Regions from separate parts of the Homo sapiens genome. Here regions 2, 3 and 4 are each linked to region 1. A link is an interaction called in ENCODE POLR2A ChIA-PET data of the cell type or tissue named here. Cell type or tissue: K562. All regions are shown on one strand.

Evidence for each region. ChIA-PET counts read pairs that join two places held together with the same protein. Peaks named below come from ENCODE experiments on the same cell type or tissue, not always from the same donor. Only the 100,000 strongest peaks of a DNase experiment are listed, where the experiment ranks them.
Region 2: POLR2A ChIA-PET joins it to region 1 with 14 read pairs; 7 of 35 experiments call an interaction of 5 or more read pairs at or near these places.
Region 3: POLR2A ChIA-PET joins it to region 1 with 13 read pairs; 7 of 35 experiments call an interaction of 5 or more read pairs at or near these places.
Region 4: POLR2A ChIA-PET joins it to region 1 with 12 read pairs; 6 of 35 experiments call an interaction of 5 or more read pairs at or near these places.

Annotation. Positions count from the first base shown.
Region 1 is chr22:19,846,563-19,851,562 of GRCh38, reverse strand. All of the region lies in intron 2 of GNB1L (G protein subunit beta 1 like), which reads left to right. RTL10 (retrotransposon Gag like 10) reads left to right here. Exons shown (of 3, transcript NM_024627.6): 3 at 1-5,000. The coding sequence ends at 396. Among named protein-coding and RNA genes, the nearest start is that of GNB1L, 5.8 kb to the left of the region's middle. In K562, CTCF peaks have their summits at 2,679 and 3,614; DNase peaks (open chromatin) are centred at 2,554, 4,102 and 4,602.
Region 2 is chr22:19,780,176-19,785,175 of GRCh38, reverse strand. GNB1L (G protein subunit beta 1 like) reads left to right here. Exons shown (of 8, transcript NM_053004.3): 8 at 1-1,953. It also overlaps a transcript of TBX1 not described here. Among named protein-coding and RNA genes, the nearest start is that of TBX1, 22 kb to the right of the region's middle. RefSeq lists enhancers at 662-1,162, 1,163-1,663. In K562, CTCF peaks have their summits at 3,338 and 4,627 (motif pointing right); a DNase peak (open chromatin) is centred at 4,635; H3K4me3 peaks cover 457 bases.
Region 3 is chr22:19,759,869-19,764,868 of GRCh38, reverse strand. It overlaps TBX1 (T-box transcription factor 1), which reads right to left and starts at 4,091. Exons shown (of 7, transcript NM_001379200.1): 1 at 3,589-4,091; 2 at 1,527-1,628; 3 at 543-714. The coding sequence starts at 4,025. RefSeq lists enhancers at 1,235-2,177, 2,337-3,036. In K562, CTCF peaks have their summits at 4,088 and 4,544; DNase peaks (open chromatin) are centred at 2,628, 2,887, 3,715, 4,218 and 2 weaker places; H3K4me3 peaks cover 2,845 bases; H3K27me3 peaks cover 176 bases.
Region 4 is chr22:19,770,872-19,775,871 of GRCh38, reverse strand. It overlaps a transcript of TBX1 not described here. Among named protein-coding and RNA genes, the nearest start is that of TBX1, 13 kb to the right of the region's middle. RefSeq lists a silencer at 4,805-4,976. In K562, a CTCF peak has its summit at 2,618 (motif pointing right); a DNase peak (open chromatin) is centred at 3,009; H3K27me3 peaks cover 455 bases.

The DNA of each region.
Region 1 (5,000 bases):
TTACCAGCCGCCATGGCCACCCCTGCTGTGTCTGGGTCCAACTCTGTATCTAGAAGTGCTCTGTTCGAGCAGCAGCTGACCAAGGAGAGCACCCCTGGGCCCAAGGAGCCCCCAGTCCTGCCCAGTTCTACATGTAGCTCCAAGCCTGGTCCTGTGGAACCAGCCTCTTCCCAGCCAGAGGAGGCAGCCCCCACACCTGTCCCTAGACTGTCGGAGTCAGCTAATCCTCCTGCCCAGAGACCAGACCCAGCTCATCCAGGAGGTCCAAAACCCCAGAAAACAGAGGAGGAGGTTTTGGAGACAGAGGGAGACCAGGAGGTGTCCTTAGGTACCCCACAGGAGGTGGTGGAGGCCCCGGAGACCCCAGGAGAGCCACCACTTTCTCCTGGGTTCTGAACACAGCCCAGGTGGGAACAATGCTGCCCCTCATGATGAAGTGGCCTGTGTGGCTTGAGCGCCCCATAGTCCCCAGTCAGAGCAGAGTGGTGTCCCCAGATGACTTCAGACCCCATAGCTGGGCAAGATGCGCTTGTTTTGGACTCTGCGCTGAGCAGAACCAGCTCCCCCAACTCCAGCAGAGCTTGACCTCCGCCCTGTGCCCTTTCCCTGCTGCTGGCTCTCTGCTGCATCCCTGCCCGTCTTCTGGGAGTGCCGTCTCACCCAGGCCTGCTCCCACGAGGGGGTCGTTTTGTAGATCAACTCTCAGCAGATAGTTGCATCATCTTTGTCACCTCCACCCCCATAAAACACCCCCCTTGGTGTCTTCCACACTGGCTGGGACTGAACTGGGTCTGCCACGTCTGCCCTGTTGGGACCTCGTTCCTGTATGGGGTTTCTGTGTCTGTCCCCCTAGCCCCACCCTCTCTGCTCCCTGTGACTTCTGTCCCAGCTGGAATGTGAGGAAGGCTGCCTGGAGGAAGTGGCCACTTTGATTCTGGGGGATGAGTGGGATAGCATCTTGGCAAAGAATGATGTTTCCTGTGGGATTACCAGCAGTTCTGGGCAGCTGGAAGGTTTGGATGCAGGAAGGTGGGATGCAAGCCCCTTGCCAGGCTCAGCTGCAGGCATTCGCCCTTTGTGTGTTAACACTGTAGCTCTAATCGTGCCTGGTGTTCTGAAGCAGGCTCCTCTTCCCTGCTGCTGTGCTGCCATCCCCTGCTCACTCCGCACTCGCATGCATTGCGGATTCAGCACTTAAGCCCTAGTGTGTAAATGACTTGGATCTCCCTCCTGGCAGACTGTGACCCTCAGCACAGGGGCTCTGTCTTAGTCAGCTCTGTGGCCTGGTACACAATTGGTGCTCATTAAACACGTGTTGGATTACTGGCTGAGGTGGTGCAGTGGCTGCCTACCAGCAAGTCTTTGTTTCCCATTCTGTCAGGAGCAGAGGCCTGGCCATGAGCATTCCAGGTCAGCATTGCAGCTGTGGTTTCTGGCAGGGGCTTTGAGGGTCCAAGGGTCTGATCAAAGAAGCTGGGTGGGGCTGAGTAGGGGGTGGGTGGCTCTGCAGGTAGAGAACTGACTTCCGAGAGCTGTAGGTGAAGTGAGGACCAGGCAGCAGTCCAGAGCTGTGAGGCCCCAGGCCCAGAGGAATGGAATGAAGAAAGACCTGTTCCACACAAGGAGGGGTTTTCTAGTGGAAGCTGAGCTTGGAAGCTCCTGGAGCCAAGTTTACCACAGGATAGGCAGGTACAGCCGCCCAGTGTGTGCAGTGTGTGCCCACTCTGGTGCTTGGACAAGAAGTTCAAGTCCCTTTCAGGTTTACAATTGTGAAAACAACAAAACAACACCTTCCTGGAAAGTAGGAAGAAAAAGCAGAAATGTGAATTGGAAATACAGCCAACTATTTTAGGAAAAACTAATTAGCAAGCATCTGATTAAACTTATTCAGAAACTGGCCGGGAGCAGTGTCTCACACCTGTAATCCCAGCACTCTGGGAGGCCAAGGTGGGTGGATCACCTGAGGTCAGGAGTTCAAGACCAGCCTGACCAGCATGGAGAAATCCATCTCTCCTAAAAATACAAAATTAGCCAAGTGTGGTGGTGCATGCCTGTAATCTCAGCTACTTGGGAGGCTGAGGCAGAAGAATTGCTTGAACCCAGGAGGCAGAGGGTGTGGTGAGCCGAGATCACGCCATTGCACTCCAGCCTGGACAACAAGAGTGAAACTCCATCCCAAAAAAAAAAAAACAACAAAAAACAAAAACCTTATTTAGAAAAATATAAATTGTTGGGATTATTTTATGGTAACTATCACTAGAAAAGGCTCTGGGTTCAGATGGTTTTATGTGTGAGTTATTTCAGGGCACAGATACCTTGTAGGTAAAACAACTGGAAACCTTGGAAATAGGTGGGAAGCTATTTTTAGAAAGCAGGTATAGCCCTGGTAGCAAAGCAAGTGAGCTGGCAGAAGAAACCCATTTTCAGTCTTGATTCTGGTCAGATGTGAGAAGTCCCTGGATGTCCTGGCCCAGCCCCATGCTTCTGTGCCAGGTCACAGCTGCCCTCCGTCCGATGACTCAGGCCCCATCCCCCCTTTTGTGGGTTGGGTCAGACTGCTCCCTGATGCCTACCTCCAGTGCACTGTGGCCTGGCTCACCTGTGGGTCTGGCAGTAGAACCCAGAGTTGCTCTCTAGGATGGACAGCCTAGTCACCCAGCTGACCTTTACCCTGTCCCACAGGCTTCTGGACAGGCCACCTTCCCCATCTCCCTTTAGTGGACCTGAAGTGGATACTCCAGCCTGGGATTGCTGCCTTCTCTTTTGAACCCTGTCCTATTGGGGCTTTGGGGCTTTTGTGCCCTTGGGACCCAGGCAGCTCCTGGGGGTGTGTGAGTTATGGTCTGCCGTGTGTCTGAGGGCCAGTCATGCAGCATCCACCTAGGCAGGCTTGAGAGTCCTTGGGAGAGTCCAGGTGACCTGGTTTTTAATTAAAACGCGTCCTGTTTATTGTGGTTGGGCTCTGCCCAGAAAGGAAGGTAGGGCCTTGAAGTGGTGATGTCCAGGTTTCCTGCACAGGTAGGGTGGAGGCAACGATGGACTCTGGCATGGCCTTCCAGACAGGCAGTGCACACAGCTCCTTTCAGAGTGGCTTTGTTGCCAGCTGCTGCAGCACCTGCTTTCAGACAGATGATGACCAAGCTGCTTTCCTGCTGGGGGAAGGAGGCATTCCCCCTGGGTTGTTTTTCTCTTCTGGCCCCCACACACTGGCAGACCCGAAGGCAGGGTGCTCAGGAGCTGCAGAGCCTGGCAGGGTTTGCTGGACATGCTCAGGGACGGGCCATGGTGCTGGCTCTGCTTTCTAATCATGGTGTCAGTCCTTCACTTCCCTTGGAAATACCCAGAGATTTTATTTCCTGAAGATAGGACATGATGGGTGCTGTGAGATGGTATTTAAAGTACCTGTCTGCAAGGAAAACTTTAAAATAGGAAGTACTAAGGATAAGGTCCTATGGGATATTGGAATATTTTATAAAGCCACAATAGTTAAAGCACTTAGATGTGGACAGATGAGCAGAGAATAGAGGACTTTGAAACGGGCCAAATAAATATGGAAATTTAGTACAGGCTAGAGGTGTTTCCAATTAACGAGTAAAATGGATTATTCAGTAAAAGCAGTTGGCCCTCTGGAAAATAGTAAAGCCATGTATGTGCCTCACTCTTTATGCCAGTACATATTCCAGATTAAAGATTTCAATGTTACAATTATGAAAGTACTAGAGGAAAATATGGGTGAATTTTTTTTTTTTTTTTTTTTTGCCTATGATTCCAGGATTTTAAAAGTTTTAGATGCCCAGAGTTGTGGAGGTATGGAGAAGTGGACCTTCTCATACTGTTGGTGGGAATACACAATAATATAATTTGACCACGTAACAATTCTAGGCACATGCATGCTGTGACTACTTGCTAGGTGCATGAAGGCTCTTGCCAGGGGTGGTCATGGTTCGGTACCACTACATGGGGGTTTAGAGCAGGGACTGGAGGTTGGCCTTGCCTCCTCCCCTCCCCGCATGAGCTGAGGGTCCTTACCTGACCTTTTTGAGCTGTGACCAGAGTTTTTCCTCATGGGGTGGTTAGAAGGGTTGAATGAGAATGATGCCCATGCAGTGCCTTGGCTGGGGTCTGGGCCCTCTAACACCCACCTCATGGGTGTCACTGTTTTTTGAACAGCAGAACTGGAAAAGCCCAAAGATCCAGCAATAAAGGAGCAAGGCAAATAAAGCTGTTACCCTGCAGGATCAGTCAGCATGAGCCAGATTGTGCTGCAGTAACAAAGATCTCCAACAGCGCAGCGGCTACAGTTGGCACTGCTTATTTCTTGCTTGCACCTGTGGGCCACCGTGGCTGGGGCCTGTCAGACCTGTGCTGACGACAGCCTACCTGGACATATTTCTCCATGCTCACTGAGGCAGGGGAAAGGCCACAGCAGGCCACAAGTAATGTGTGTCACCCCACTTCCATTTCTGTGGCCAAAGGAAGCCACAGAGCCACACCTGAGTTCCATAGGACGGCAGCAGCTGATCATCCTATGGGCTGGGGTGCTCAGTATGGAGAAGTACAAGCAGCCACCCAGCGTGGGGCTGGTTGGTGCTGCTGAGGATGGGAGGATGGGAGGGGCCTGCATCCATCCCAGGGCAACATACCTGTTTGTCTGCTGGGGCTGCCTGACAAAGGACCGCAGGCTAGGGGACTTAAACAACAGACATTTCCTCATGATTCTGGAGCTAGAAGCCTGAGATCAAGGTGTGGGCAGGGTTGGTTTCTCCTGAGGCCTCGCTCCTTGGCCTGCAGATAGCCATCTTCTTGCCGTGTCCCTGTCTGTGTCTGTGTCCTAATCTCTCATAAGCTCACTAGTCTATTGGATCAGGGCCCACCCTCATGACCTCATTTAACCCTGAATTACCTCTTTAAAGACCCTGTCTTCAAATGTAAGTACTAGGGGTTAGGACTTGAACATAAAAATATTGAAGGGACATAGTTCTGCCCACAGCGGTGCCCGC
Region 2 (5,000 bases), 66 kb after region 1:
GATCCTCCCGCCTCTAGCCTCCCAAAGCACTAGAATTATAGGCCTGAGCCACTGCGCCCGGCCCACCATCCTGTTCTTATTGGAAGAATTTCCATGTGTCGAGGCACGGGCACAACGTAGCTGGTCCTCTGCTCAGGGCCCCACAAGGCTGCGTCAGGGTGGCAGCGCGGCTGGGGGCTTTTTCTGTTCAAATCCAGATTCTCGTGGCTGTGAGCCCCAGCCCTGGGCACTGTCCGCCTGGTGGTGTCTTCACAGCCAGCAGGGGTGGCCTTGGGGTGTTCTGTGGAGTAACTTTCACGGCCCAGAGTGGGATCCTGAGTGGCTGGAGCCGTATGCTCCAGCATCCCCAGCCGCTGCCTCCGGTGCAGGTGGAGTGGGCCCCTCTGATTACCAGGAGCTGTCAGAGGGGCAGCAGGTCCCACTCCACTGGCCGGTGGGCAGCTGTGTGCAGGGACGCGGGTCCTGGCACGTCTGCCTGGTGAGGCCCTGCCTCCAGTGCCAAGGGGCCTCCCCTCTCGACGGTGGGCGCCACCATGTGCTGACCTCTGTGCAGCCCCACTTTACAAGGTAGGTTCGGCCAGCACCCCATCCGCGGGCGGGCAGCACTCACCCAGCGTTGCGCCGCCAACAGGGTCCCTCTTAGACAAGCAGCTGTGCCTAGAGCCTTTTCCTTCCTCCCTGCGTGTTACCTGCAGGCCAACAGACGGCCCTGGGTCTGGGACCAGGAGAACCTGCCTCCGCCTCTGGCAGTGGGTGTCCCTGCAGGCAGATTGGGCTTGGCACGTAGACACCGAGGGGTCAGCCGATGCCGGGAGATGATCCCGGGAAGGGCTCCGGAGCACAGCCCAGGACCCGCCGCCGCTGCTGGGCGCTCCATGTTGACGTGCTGTGCGTGTCTCCACTCCCCAGGCAATGATGTTCAATCAGGTGTTTCCCACCTGTGTCTCTGCCAAGAAGCCACAGAACACCCTCTGCACAAAAGGAGTGTTTGCACAAAGAAAAACAACCCTCCGGGGGTTCTTTAGAAATGCTTATACTCAATTAGCTAGAACTTCATGTGAAATCCCAGCGTGGAAGACAACAAGCCGGCACCGGTGAAAACTTTGCTGTGCACCTGCCCTCTACCAAGCTGCCAGCCCCACCAGCCCTGTGGTCCTAGGTGGGCACAGCTGCTGCACGGTCCCCCAGGCCTGCCTCTCCTCGGGGTCTCAACCTTCATACCAGATTTGCCAGCATCCCCATTCCCGCCTTGTGGGTGGAGAGTCCTTGAGACCCTCTGTCACTCTGTCAGCTTCCCCAGGTCAGCGAGCTGTGGCTTGGCTCCCACGCATCAGCTTTTATGGGAGGCCCATTAGGAGCTGGGCAGGAGGGACAGAGGGGAGGCCAGGCAGCCACTGCTGAGTGGGACGGGTAGCCCAGCCCATGAGGCTGGCCAGCCCTACAGGGGAGGTCCCACAGCACTGGCCGGGAAGTCCACATAGGAAAGCATCAGTTGAGGGATGAAGCCACGGACGATGGGGACAACGGCCACAGGGTGTGCTAAGCTGAGGAAATTAGTAGGAGGTGCTCATAAGCTGTTTTGTTTTTTGGTTTGTTTGTTTGTTTTTTCTTTTAAGAGACCAGGGACAGTGGGGGTCTCACTCTGTCACCCAGGCTGGAGTGCAGTGGCATGATCATAGCTTACTGCAGCCTCCAACTAATAGGCTCAAGTGATCCTCCTGCCTCAGCCTCCCGAGTAACTCATGGCCTTTAAGTGAACTGCTTCCACCATCCAGCTGTGCAGGTGGCCTGGGAACAGCAGCACATCTGTCCCCTGCCACCTCTTGCATGCACACTTGACCTCCTGACTTGGGCTCTGAAACCTGTAAAATGTGGGGTGTAGAGAAATCGAGTCATTTGGCCTCATCCTGGTGCCATTATCTCTTGCTACATTAATAAACCACCTCAAACAGAGCAGCATAACAGCCATTCTGGGCACGTGGGCTCCGTGGGTCGGGAATTTAGGAGAGGCTGGGCTGAGCAGTTTGTCTACTCCACGGGGTGATGGCCAGGGCTGGAGGATTCGCTTCCATCACAGCCTCTTCACTCAGGTGCTTGGAGCCTTGGCTTCATTCAGGGGCTGGGCACAGCGGGGACCACCAACCTGAGTACCTTCAAGTGTCCTTGCAGTGTGGTGGTCTCAGGGACTCAGACTTCTTACTTGGGGGCTTCAAGAGCACGTCCAGCAAGCCAGGTTGGAGCCCAGAGCCTTCTGTGACCAGCCCTGGAGTCCAGGAGAGGGGAAACAGATCCCTACACTGGGTGGAGGAAGGTCAAAGTGTTTGTGGCCTTTATCAAATAAGGCTTGTCCTTGTTTCTCTTTGTGTAGCAAGAAAGAGTGAACACAGACAGCTGAGGCCCCAGAAACAGGGAAGGAGCTAGAATCCATGCACATCAGCCTCACACACCATCAGTAGGTGGGAAGAGTCCAGTGTGCACCCACTCAGCTTGCACAGCCACAGGCAGCCTGCCCAGGACCACCCTGTCACTCAGCCCTGCGGGTGTGATAAGACACTGACAAGGAAGGTTAGTCCTTCCTTGTCCCAACACACCAGGCAATATCTCCAAATGAAAGGATAATGCAATGGGCTCTCCCATCCATGAAACCCAAAGAATCGCTCATCTCAGGAAGAGATGCTAAAGTGTCACAAACTGAAAGCAAATACAAAAGATGGGCTAAAGAGTTCCTCAACATAACAAGAGGTTTTGTTATCAAAAGAGACTCAGCATTAAAAATAATAAAATACTTAAGAATTAGCTTAACTAGGGAGGTGAAAGACTTGTACACTGAAATCTATAAAACACTGCTGAAAGAAATTAAAACATAAATAAATGGAAATACATCCCATGTTCATGGATTGGAAAACTTAACATTGTTAAGATATCCATACTACCCAAAGCAGTCTACAGATTCAATGCATTCCCTTCAAAAATCCCAATGACATTTTTTGTAGAAATAGAAAAAGCCATTTTGAAATTCATATGGAGTCTCAAGGACCCCTTAATAGCTAAAACAATCTTAAAATGAATAAACTTGGAGGATTCATACTTCCTGGTTTCAAAATTTACTATAAAGCTATAGTAATCAAAACAGTGTGGTACTGGCATAAAGGCAGATGTAAAGACCAATGTAATAGAATAGACAGCCTAGAAATAAACCAGTGATATTTTTCTCAATTAGAAACAGGGTCTCACTGCGTTGCCCAGTCTGGTCTTGAACTCCTGGCCTCAAGCAATTCTCCTACCTCTGCCTCCCAAGTAGCTGGGACTATAGGTACATGCCACTGCACCTGGCTGGCCAAATGATTTTTAATGTGGTGACCATTCAATGGGGGAAAAGACTGTCTTTTTAACAAATGATGTTGGGAAAACTGGATTTACAAATGCAAAAGAATGCAGTTTGATCCCCCACCTCATACCCTATAAACTCAAAATAGAGCAAAGACCTAAATTAAGACCTAAAACCATAAAACCCTTAGAAGAAAACATAGGCCAAAAGCTTCATGACATTGAATTTAGCAATAAATTCTTGGATATGACACGAAAGGCACATTTCACAAAAGAAAAAAATAGACAAACTGGACTTCATGAAAATTTAAAAGTTGTATGCATCAAAAGACACCATCAACAGAGTAAAAAAGCAGCCCACAGACTGAGAGAAAATCTTTACAAACCATATATCTGATAAGGGATTAATATCCACAATATATAGAGAACTCCTAAAACTCAACAACAACAAAAAAGCCGATTCAAAAATGGGCCATCCTGGGTGCCGTGGTATGTACCCAGTTATTCAAGAGGCTGAGGCAAGAGGATCACTTAATCCAGGAGCTGGAGTCCAGCCTGGGCAACATAGTGAGACCCTGTCTCTAAAAATTAAAAATTAAAAAAAAATAGACAAATGACTTAAGTAGACATATCTCCAAAGAAGATGTATGAGTAGCCAGCAGGCACAGCATCACTATCCTCTGGGGAAATGCAAGTCAGAACTATAATGAGACAGATACTGCCTTACACCCATGAGGATGGGTACACCAAAAATAAAAACAAAACAGGGCCGGGTGCAGTGGCTCACGCCTGTAATCCCAGCACTTTGGGAGGCTGAGGCGGGTGGATCACGAGGTCAGGAGATCGAGACCATCCTGGCTAACATGGTAAAACCCCGTCTCTACTAAAACTACAAAAAATTAGCTGGGCGTGGTGGCGGGCACCTGTAGTCCTAGCTACTCGGGAGGCTGAGGCAGGAGAATGGCATGAACCCAGGAGGCAGAGCTTGCAGTGAGCCGAGATCGCGCCACTGCACTCCAGCCTGGGCGACGGAGCGAGACTCCATCTCAAAAAAAAAAAACAAAAAAAAAAACAGAAAACAAGTGTGTGGAGAAATCTGAACCCTTGTGCGCTATTGGTGGGAATGTAAAAATGGAGTAGCAGCTATGGAAAACAGTGTGGTCATTTCTCAAAATCCTGGACATAGAATTACCATATGAGCCAGCAGTTCCTCTTGTGGCAGAATACCCAAGAGAACTGAAAGCAGGGCTGCAAAGATATTTCTATACCCACGTTCATAGCGGCATTACTCACAGCAGCCAACAGGTGGGAGCAACCCAAGTGTCCATTGACAGAAGAATGAATCAACAAAACGTGGTACAGACATACAACAGAATAGTGTTCAGCCTTATAAAGGCAGGGAGTTCCGACACAGGCTAGAACACGGATGAACCTTGAGGTCCTTACACTCAGTGAACTAAGCCAGCCACAAAAAGACAAATGCTGTGTGATTCCACTTACATGAGGCGCCTAGAGTAGTCAGATTCACAGAGACAGAGAGTAGAATGCTGGCTGCCAGGGGAGGGGAATGAGGAGTTCTTGTTTAATGGGGACAGAGTTTCAGTTTTCTGAGATGAAGAGTTCTGAGATGGCTGGTGGTGATGGCTGCACAGTCATGTGGATGGACTTCATGC
Region 3 (5,000 bases), 87 kb after region 1:
GGCAATGAGTTTCCTGGATGAGTTGGGCAAAACCCTTAATTCCAAGATGAGGCTGGGTCACTGGGCCAAGAGGAGGCTGTGACCCATTGGCAACTGCCAGGAATGAGCTCCAAGTGGCAAAAGATCTGGGTTTAGGTTCTCTTTCCTTAGGTGCCTGCCCAGCGACCTCACTGGCCTGGACTCCATAAAGCCTCTTTCTCCAGCCCCCTTGCAGGGCCCCATCTTTTCCATTAAAAAAGCTTCCTGCATAAAATCAGGAGTGGGGTGAGAGAAGGAGGGCGACCCCTCTCCCAGGGCCCAGGCCCACTAGGCTGTGCGACCCCTGACCAGAGGCCGCTCTCCTCATCGGCACACCAGCACTGCCCAAGCTCCGCCTCAGCCTCTAGCCTCGCAGGGACTCTAAAGGGCCTCCTCGGGGACAGCCCAGAGCCGCCTGGGGACAGCCGGGGGCCTGGGGATTCTACAGGCCTCTTAGGGACAGGCGGGTGCCTCGGGACTCGAGGCCTTGGGGGACACCGGAGCCTGGGGAGGCAGTCGCTCACGTGGCCGTTGTCGTCCAGTAGGTTGTTGGTCAGCTTGAGCTTGTCGAAGGACACGATTTGCTTCATCCACTGCGCGCCCTTGGCAGGCGAGTCCGGGTGGTAGTGCACGCGGCCTGGCGTGGCAGGGTCGGCCTTCCCCGCCACCAGCCAGGAGGAGCTGTGGAAGGCGTACCTGGAGCGGCACGGGGTGGGGTCGTGCATGTGGAGGTGAACCCAGAGGGCCTTGACCCGTGTGCTGGGCGAACCCTAAAAGTGCCTTTGAGAAGTTTCCCCACCTGTGAGATTGAACCCTCTGCTGCCGCATGTGCTGGGAGCTTTTCCAAGGGGGACTATGGACTAAACAGAGAACTCCCACCCACCCCAACACTCAAAACAATCAAGGAACTGGACACCCTGTGGGGCACCGAGAGGGGGAGGCTGGGCTCCTGCCATCTCATTTCGCTGGATGCGGGTCCTCCCGCCCCGGTGCCGCTGCGGTGGGAGCCCACACTTGGCCTTGCCGGGCCTCAGGCACAGGGCAGTGCGCGTTCTCTTTATTAATTGCTGTTAATTGTCCGGGCAGCTGAGGCCCGCCCTGCATAATCTCTCCTGGCCACCCCACCTTTCCGGCCCAGCTCCAGGATCCAGAGTTCCCTGGGGATGGGGGAAGGGGACTAGGCGCTCAGGCCGGCCTCCTGGGAGAGGGAGACTTGAAGAAGTCCGGGGCTGAGTACTTGGCTGACCACCCTAGGGCCACACCAGCCCAGGGGAGCAAGAGCTGTCTGCAGCCTGCGGCTCCAGAGGCGGGTTCTGAGAGGGCATGGAGTAGGGTTGTGGGTCTGGGGTCAGATGGGAGTGGAGGAGGGAGCGGGTTGATCGGGCAGCATCGCAGGTGCCTAAAGAGTTTCATGGTGCAGACGACCCTTGGAGTTGGGTCACCAGGCGGAGACCCGCCACTTTCCAGGGTGCCCTCCCGGTCCCTCACGCTTACAACCACTCGCTCACCGGTAGCGCTTATCGTCCACCGGCACGAAGTCCATGAGCAGCATATAGTCGGCCATGGGATCCATGCCGAAGAGCTTCACTTGGAAGGTGGGAAACATCCGCCTGGGGGTGATGAGGCCTTGGGTCACCCTAGCTGGTGGAAGGCAGCCCCCCTTGACCTGCCTGGGGCTGGCGGCCCCTCTGCTCGGCCCCTCCCTCCAGCCTCTGGGGGCTGCTGTGTCGTCCCAGCCCTTGGGCTCCATCTTTCCTGGCTTAGCTGCTCTAATCTGGGCAGGCCCCTACTCAACTGGGAGCTTGGCGCAGCAGGGGAGCCTCCTGGGCCGTTCCTGGACACAGAAATGGCCAGCCCAGCGCTGGAGCCCCCACCTTCGGCAACCTTGGCCTACATAAACTCGGCCTCGCCCTTGCTGACTTTTTGGCCTCTTGGTCCCAGCTTCGGCCGGCAGCAGGGTGCCTAACGTGCGCCCTTAGCAGAGCCTCCCCAGCTTGATCGAAGCAGCTCCCGGCTCCAACAAAGTGAAACCGGGTAGTCCTGTGTGAGTTCAAGGCGTCCCCGCTGCCCTTTTAGCTGGGTCTTCGGCTGTTACCCAATCCCCTCAGTGAGGCCAAGGCTCAGAGCCCTCCCTCCCCTGACTCTCAGGGCCCCTCTCTATCATGGCCCCATGATAAGAGTCTCCCCACCTTCCTCAGGGCACAGGGCAAGCTTCCACTCCCCTTAAGACACATAACCCCAAGACGCAGCTACCCAGAGTGTACTCAGTTTGTGTCTTTCCTGTTCCTCAAATCTCCCCCGCTTTGGACCCTGGCTCAGTGACCAGTCAGGGCTCTTGAAAGGACATTCTGCAGTGCCTGGACGGGTGTAGGCCATGGGCTACCCCCACATGATGGCACAGCAGTAGTGGCCGTGGGGCCCTTCAGGACAACACAAGGATTGGCCCTCACTTGCCGTCCCCTCTGCCTCCCCTCACAAGCAACTCCCTGCAGGCGGTGGGCAGAAGACAGATGCCAGGAGCCAGCCTCTAGGACAGGCCCGCTCCCTCCCCCACCCGAAGCCTCTGCAGGCTGGAGGGTGCTGCGGGACGTGGGCTCCCGGGTGAAGCCCAGCGCCGACAAGGCCCTTGCCGGGCTGGCCTGAGCCAGCGGCTGGGCTGCCGCTGTCCTCAGGAGGGCCTGTGTGCCTGGGGACAGCAAGGAGGGCCTGGAAAAAAACCACAGAGCTGGAGCAGAGCACAGGCCCAGGTTCCTCAGAAAGGACGCCGGCAGCAGGGAAACAGAAACCACGAGAAGGCTTTGCAAACAGGCCCTGAGCTCCCCTTGGCTGTTCGGACTCCGAGCTGGTGTGTACATTAGACACAGCGCGGCACCCGCCTTTGTCTACCGGTCAAATCGGGTGCATCTGCAAAACTTGTTCCCCTTGTCTCTTGGTCTTTAAAACAAATACAGGCCGGTTGGGAGGTGACGGGCCGCTGGATACAGAGCCAGGCCCCACAACTATAGGGATCTAGGTTGAAGGAAACTGGGTAGCAACTTCCACGCAACAGTGCACGCTGTTTTTAAGGGTAATCCTCTCCTGAAAGTGTCCAGAGAGTTGCCCGGCTGCCGCTCTTTATCTTGCCCGCATAGACTGAACTCCAGAACTGAACCAGAGTTTTCTTGAGGTGGGATTTACTAGGAGTCGGCCGGGCGGTGAGGCCCCCTGGACGCCGCTGCCTGCCCCCAGCCGGGTGCGCCCCAAGCCGGGCCGGTTTCTGGGCCGCGCGGCGTCCTGGGGCTGCGGGGCGGGCGGGCGAGTCCCGCGGGGCTCCTCGCCGTTCCCGTGCGGCCCGCGCCGTCTCCTCCCGCCCCGGCGGAGGATAGGTGTTAGGAGGGGAGCGCCGGGCGGCTGTCGCCGGAGCCGGGACGGCGAACAGCGAAGGAGGCAGCGGGGCCCAGAGGGGCCCGCAGGTGGCCAGGCCGCGCCCCCGACCCGGCTTTCGGCCCCGCTCGCGCGGATCAGGCGGAGGCCCGCAGCCCTGGCGGCAGCACGTGGGGAGGGTCGCGGCGTGGGGAGGGGCGCCCTGACCTGCCGGCCTTGGTGACGATCATCTCGGTGCCCAGCTGGTTGAACTCGTCCCACAGCGCCTTCATCTCTAGCTGCACGCTCACACCGGCCACCTTCGCGTTCTTCTTCACCGGCGCCTTGGCTGCGGCCGCGCAGCTGGCCCCGGGGCCCTCGGGCTCGGCGGCGGCGCTGGTGGCGGCCCCGGCGGCCGGCGCAAACGGGTAGGCGTGCGGCGGCGGCGGCGGGCCCGGGGCGCCGGGGGCGGCGGCGGCGCACGGGTCGTAGCGCGGCGGCGGCGGCGGGGGCTCGCGCGGGCCGTACGGGTCGGCGCCGGGCGACGCGGCGCCCGGGAAGCCCCCCGCGGCCCCCAGGCTGCTCAGGCTGCTGGCCGTGAAGGCTGCAACGTCGCAGAAATGCGAGAGCTGCGTGAGCCACGGGCTGGACACGGCGGAGATCATGACCCGCGGGCCGCCGCCGCCGCCCCCGCCACCAAGCTGAGCGCTGCCCCGCGCCGCGGGCCGAGTGGCGGGCGCCGCGCTGCGTGCGCCCCGGGCCGTGCAGCCCCACACCGCAGGCCGGCCCCGAGGAGGCGCCCCGCCCCGCCCCGCCCGGGGCCCCCCCACCCCCGCGCGGAGACAATGGACTAGATCCCTCCCCCGGCCCTCGCCCCTCCCCCGCCCCTTCCCCCTCCCCGGCCCCCAGCCCGCCCGCCGCGGCTCGCTCGGCCCGGGGCCCCCCGACCGCCCGGACCGGCTCACCGGTGCGCCGGGCCCGTCGGCCGGCCCTCGCTCTGCCGCCCGCCCGCGTGCGTTTCTCCTCTCTCTCTCCCAGACGTTCTTTTCCTAATTTGTTATTTTACCTTTGTCGTCCTCATTTAAATTTTCCCTCCCGATCATCTTTTTTCTTCCCCTATCTCTGTAGTTTCTCTTTATTTCTGTTTTACTTTCCGCCTCTTCCCCTTTTCCTCCATCCTCGCCTTCCTTTTCACTTTATTTTTAATCATTCTTTGTCTTTCTTTTAGTCGGTGCCTTTCCTCTTATTTTTGTATGTCCTTTGTTTTTTATGTTTTTCTTTTTAAAAAAAAAAAAACTAAAGTCTTTCCTTTTTTTCTTTTTTATGACTTCGCTTTCTGTCTTAAATTTTCCCTTCGTTTTCTCTCTTCTCTTTCGCTCTTGCTTTTTATTGCCTTTTCGTGTCCTTCTGTTTCTCCCCTACCTTCTTCTTTGGGTTTTTTGTGTTTTCTCCCCTTTGCTCAATTTCGTCTCCACGGCTTCCTCGAGGCTTTCTCTCCTTCTGTGAAACTCTCCCGCTCTCTCCTCTCTTATTAACTTTCCTCCCCCCTCTCCAGGCTCACGGCCACCTCTGCTCTCCTTCCCAGCCTCACTCGCCCTCTTCCGGGCCTGTGTATACCTGAGTGCCCATCTCCAAGCTGG
Region 4 (5,000 bases), 76 kb after region 1:
CAGGCTCCAGGCGAGCACTCCAGGCCATGCGGCCTCACTGGGGAGTCTGGGCCCACTTGGGCAGGGGGAGGAGTGCGGAGAGGGCCCTGGGGCACCGCTTCATGCCAGGTGGGACTTGGGAGCTCCTGGCCTCAGAATATTCGGGGCCCCACCACTAGCTCCTTCAGACAGGGTGCGGCCATGTGGGAAGACCTCGCCACAGCAGCCCCATGGCTCCGGACCTGTGGTTCCGAGCGTGCATTGCAGGAGGTGAAAAGCATACCCCACCTCCACCCACCAGATGCCAGAAGCACCCCCACCCAGTGTCCCAGGCACTGTCAAACACCCCAGGGGGCAAGACTGCTCCTGTTAAAAAACCACCGCTTTAGAGGCAGGTAGGGAATTGGTCAATCCAAGATGGATAGCAGTGGCTTTTGCAAACTGTGGATGATCTAGGATTTTTAAATTGTTAAACATACATTTAAAAACACAAATTTTGGCTGGGCGCAGCGCCTCACTCCTGTAATCCCAGCACTTTGGGAGGCTGAGGTGGGCGGATCACCTGAGGTCAGGAGTTCGAGACCAGCCTGGCCAACATGGTGAAACCCCGTCTCTACTAAAAATAGAAAAAATTAGCTGGGTGTGTTGGCAGGTGCCTGTAATCCCAGCTACTTGGGAGGCTGAGGCAGGAGAATCGCTTGAACCCAGGAGGTAAAGGTTGCAGTGAGCCAAGATCGCGCCACTGTACTCCAGCCTAGGTGACAAGGGAGAAACTCTGTTTCAAAAACATAAAAACCAAAAAACCCACAAATTTGGCCAGGTGTGGTGGCTCACACCTATAATCCCAGCACTTTGGGAGGCCGAGGTGGAAGGAGAGCCTGAACCCGAGTTCGAGGCTAGCCTGGGCAACACAGTGACACCCTGTCTCTACAAAAAATAAAGAATGTGCCATTGTGACCATGTTGAAGTACACAATTCAGTGGCATTGTGTATTCCCGATGCTGTGCGTCCACCTCCAGATGAACGCAAAATGGAACCTCTGTCCCCACTAGACGCCAACTCCCCATTCCTCTCCCCCAGTCCCTAACAATCCCCATTCTCCTGTCTGTTTCTTGAATCTGACTACTTGAGGTGCCTCATGCAAGTGGAATTGTACAGTACAAAATGTGTCCTTTGTGACCGGCTCAATTCACGGAGCATAAGGACCTCAGGGTTCATCCCTGTTGTAGCATGTAACAGAATTCCCTTCCTCTTTAAGGCTGGATAATACTCCACGGTACACACACACCACATTTTGTTGATCCGTTCACTTATCGGTGGACGCTCGGCTCGCCTCCACCTTTTGCTATTTGAGTAATGCTGCTATGAACATGGGTGGAGAAATATCTCTTTGAGACTCTGCTTTCAATTCTCTTGGGTATTTTCCCAGAAGTGGAATTCCTGGAACATACGGTTCTATGTAGAATTTTAATTGATTTTAGAGACAAGATATTGCTCTGTCACTCAGGCTGGCGTGGAGTGGTGTGATCGTAGCTCACTGCAGCCTGGAACTCCTGGGCTCAAGCGATCCTCCTGCCTCAGCCTCCTGAGTAGCTGGGACTACAGGTGCCTAGGCCCGCCCAGGCGGGTCTTGAACTCCTGGCTTCAAGCAGTCCTCCTGCTTCACTCTCCCTAACAACTGTATAATTTTTCAAGGACCCATGACACTGTTCCCCACAGAAGCTGCACTATCTTACAGTCCCACCAGCAGTGTAGACGGCTTCCAGGGGCTCCATGTCCTCACCAACACGTGTTGTTTTCTGTTTTTGTTTTTTAAAATCATCATCATCCTAATGGATATCCAAGTCTTTAATATTCACCTTGAATCACCTTCTGGGTATATATGTGATAGGATCTCTGTCCTGCAGCTCAAATTCTTTCTGGGGAAGAGACCTGTGCATGAGAAACAGCTACTACTGGAATAGCCACTGCTTCCCTCCAGTCGTGGGAAACCTCCCACTGCAGGAGGGAAACTCGGCGGCTGAGGGCCGAGGGGCCAGGTGGGCTTTGCCAGGCAAATCTCCCTCGGCAGCTCAGGAAGGAGACCACGCTGGTGTCCAGGGGTCTGGCCCACCCTGAGACCACTCCCCTCCTGGCAGTGACCGCATCAGGATGCCGAGATGCCTGGGGCTCCATCCTGCAGTCACCTGTTAGAAGGACAGGACTGTGTGAGGCCTGAGGACCCAGGAGAGCAGGTGGAGGTCAGGAGGTGACAGTGGCAGGTGGGGGCCAGCCCTGCAGTAAGCTTCCCAGGCAGTGACTGGGCATGGGCTCTCCTGAAGGGGGTGCCTGCCTGGAGATGGCCCCTTCTGGCTGGCCGCCTGGAGGGAGGGTCCTCCAAGGAAGCCCACACAGCCAAGCTGGAGGGGCCACCTGGAAATGCCTCCGTGGGGTGCTAGGGTGCCCCCAGTTGCAAGTCTCTCTCATAACTAGGCTGTTTCTTTCCAGCACCCACCACACAGGGTGATGGGTGTCTTGGGATGTGCTCCTATGTGTTGGTGTCCACCTCCTGGCGGCCCATTTCCCACCTAGACCTTCCTCTGGGGCCTGAGCAGCAGCTCTTGTCCCCAGAGCTCGGGCCCTGCAGGCTCTCCCAGGAGGTGGCGGAGCAGGCAGGCTTTCAGATCGGTCAGCTGCATCTTAATAAAGCTGCTTGTTTTTCTTAGTCCCTTGAGACTTGACTTATTGTTATCAGAAGGGTGATTATTTGCATGGAAGTGGCTGTTTCCGTATTTTGCCTCAGCTCAACGCCCGTGCTCGTAAGCTCTGAATCCGTGGAGGAACAATGCCACCAGCTAGCGGCCACTCTGCGGTGCCCGGGCTTCCTGTGTAGCCCAGGCCTCGCCTGCAGCCCCAGCAGCACTCGGGTGCAGGAATCCCACCAGCCTGAGGCGACAGGGAAGGGGACCTGTGTCCTGCCAGTGACCCCGATTCTGTCCCTTATCACAAAGGCGGGCTGGAGAAGGGCGCCCGGCAGCTCCTGAGACCCAGCCCCGCGGTGAAGGTCCCTACCCTGCCCTGGGAAGACGTACTGCCTCATGGCTGAAGGTCCAAACCACAGCCATGAGCAACTGGGTAGACTGGGGACTGTTTTGTGGCCCTGCTGCTGTCACCATCTTCGTTCTGTGATGATGTCACAAGAAAAAAAGCTTGTCTTGGGGGAGTAATCCGGAAAACATATTCTGAGATAAAGGATGAATTCAGAAACGGAGGGGAAAAAAAAACTATTTGAGAAGAGGGCTGGGCACGGTGGCTCACGCTTGTAATGCCAGCAATTTGGGAGGCTGAGGCCAAAGGATCACTTGAGGCCAAGAGTTCAAGAGGCAGGAGTTCAAGACCAGCCTGGGCAACATAGCAAGACTCATATGTCTCTACAAAATATTAGCAGGGTGTGGTGGCACACGCCTGTAGTCCCAGCTAATCAGGAGGCTGAGTCTGGAGGATGGCTTGAGCCCCGGAGTTCGAGGCTACAGTGAGCCATGATCACACCACTGCACTCCAGCCTGGGCAACAGAGCAAGACCCTGTCTCAAAAAGAAAAAAAGGCCAACATGGTGAAACCCATGTCTACTAAAAAGACAAAAATTAGCCGGGCGTGGTGGCGGACATCTGTAATCCCGGTTACTTGGGAGGCTGAGGCAGGAGAATCGCTTGAACCCAGGAGGCGGAAGTTGCAGTGAACTGAGATTGTGCCACTGCACTCCAGCCTGGGCGACAGAGCAAGACTCTATCTCAAAAAACAAACAAAAAAACTGTTGAGAGGAACTGAAGCTAGAATGACAGAGGAATGAAGAGGAGATGGGGAAGACTAGGGATGTGCAGGGAGGAGTGTCCTGAGAAATGATGTGAATGAAGAGTAAGGTCCTGGAAGGACAGGGCCACTGTAAGGGCTGGAGACAGAAGCCGGAGTCACCACCTGCAAGAAAGTCACCCAGAGCAACATGCTGGCACCCAGCGTTGCCCGAGGCCACAGTGGGCGCACCGACATGGGCCTCAACTGCAGCACCCTGGCAACTGCCACTGCACCATGGTTTCATGTGCAGCCAAGATCCTTCAGTTAGGCTGAGACCCCCCACTTTGAATAAGAGAACACCAACTTCAGAGGTGTTGAAATGCAGGCAAAAAACCCTGTGCACCTCAGAACTGGTGAAATGGGGAGATGCACCCCAAAGCTTCTGGGGGTCTGCACTGCAGGAAGGGGGCCTGGGCTGGCCACAGAGCAGAGGATGCCAGTGGGGCCGGGAGGAGAGGATTACGTGCTTACTTTGTGCAATTGAAAGCTGATAGATAAAGCATGTTGACAATGCCATCACCCTTTATAATTAAGAAGATAATTTAATTACTGCTATTAAAAGCTAAGCCTCTCCCCCACATGGGCTGGTTTTAGCAAAATATTTCTGGTTCTGCTGTTTCCCACACACAGACCTGGCAGCGGTTAAAGAGAGACACTGAGTCTCCGGAGTTTCATCTGAGGAGCCCATCTGGTTTGAAGTAGTACAACAAGCAGGAAAGGGAATTGAATCAAAGGCACCAGTTGTGTTTTTTGAAATCCAGAAAATGTGTGAGGTAGCACCAAGGAAAAAGGTCTCATCCTGCCCTCCCTAGGCTTGGGTGCCACTATGCCAGGCTGGGGGGCCGTGCCCCCACCTGCTCCTTGGCCAGGCTCTGCAGGATGCTCCTTCAGGGCGGGGGGTGAAGGAGCTTGGCAAGGAGGAGAGGCAGGATGGTGCAGATGCTTGTGGACCCTGCCCGAGCACACCGCCTCATTGGAACCCACAGGGAGGAGAGAAGCAGGAATGAACGTCCCCGTGCCCATGGCTGACACAGGCCTCCACTGTTGACAGAGAGCTTCTCCACACAGGGCGGAGGTCAGCACCACAGCTGAAGGGAAAACTGAGTCTCTGGAACACAGAGTCTCTGGAACACGGGCCACATGCTCTCCCCTGGTGCCCAGCTCCTGGTTGGGTTGCACTGCCTGACACA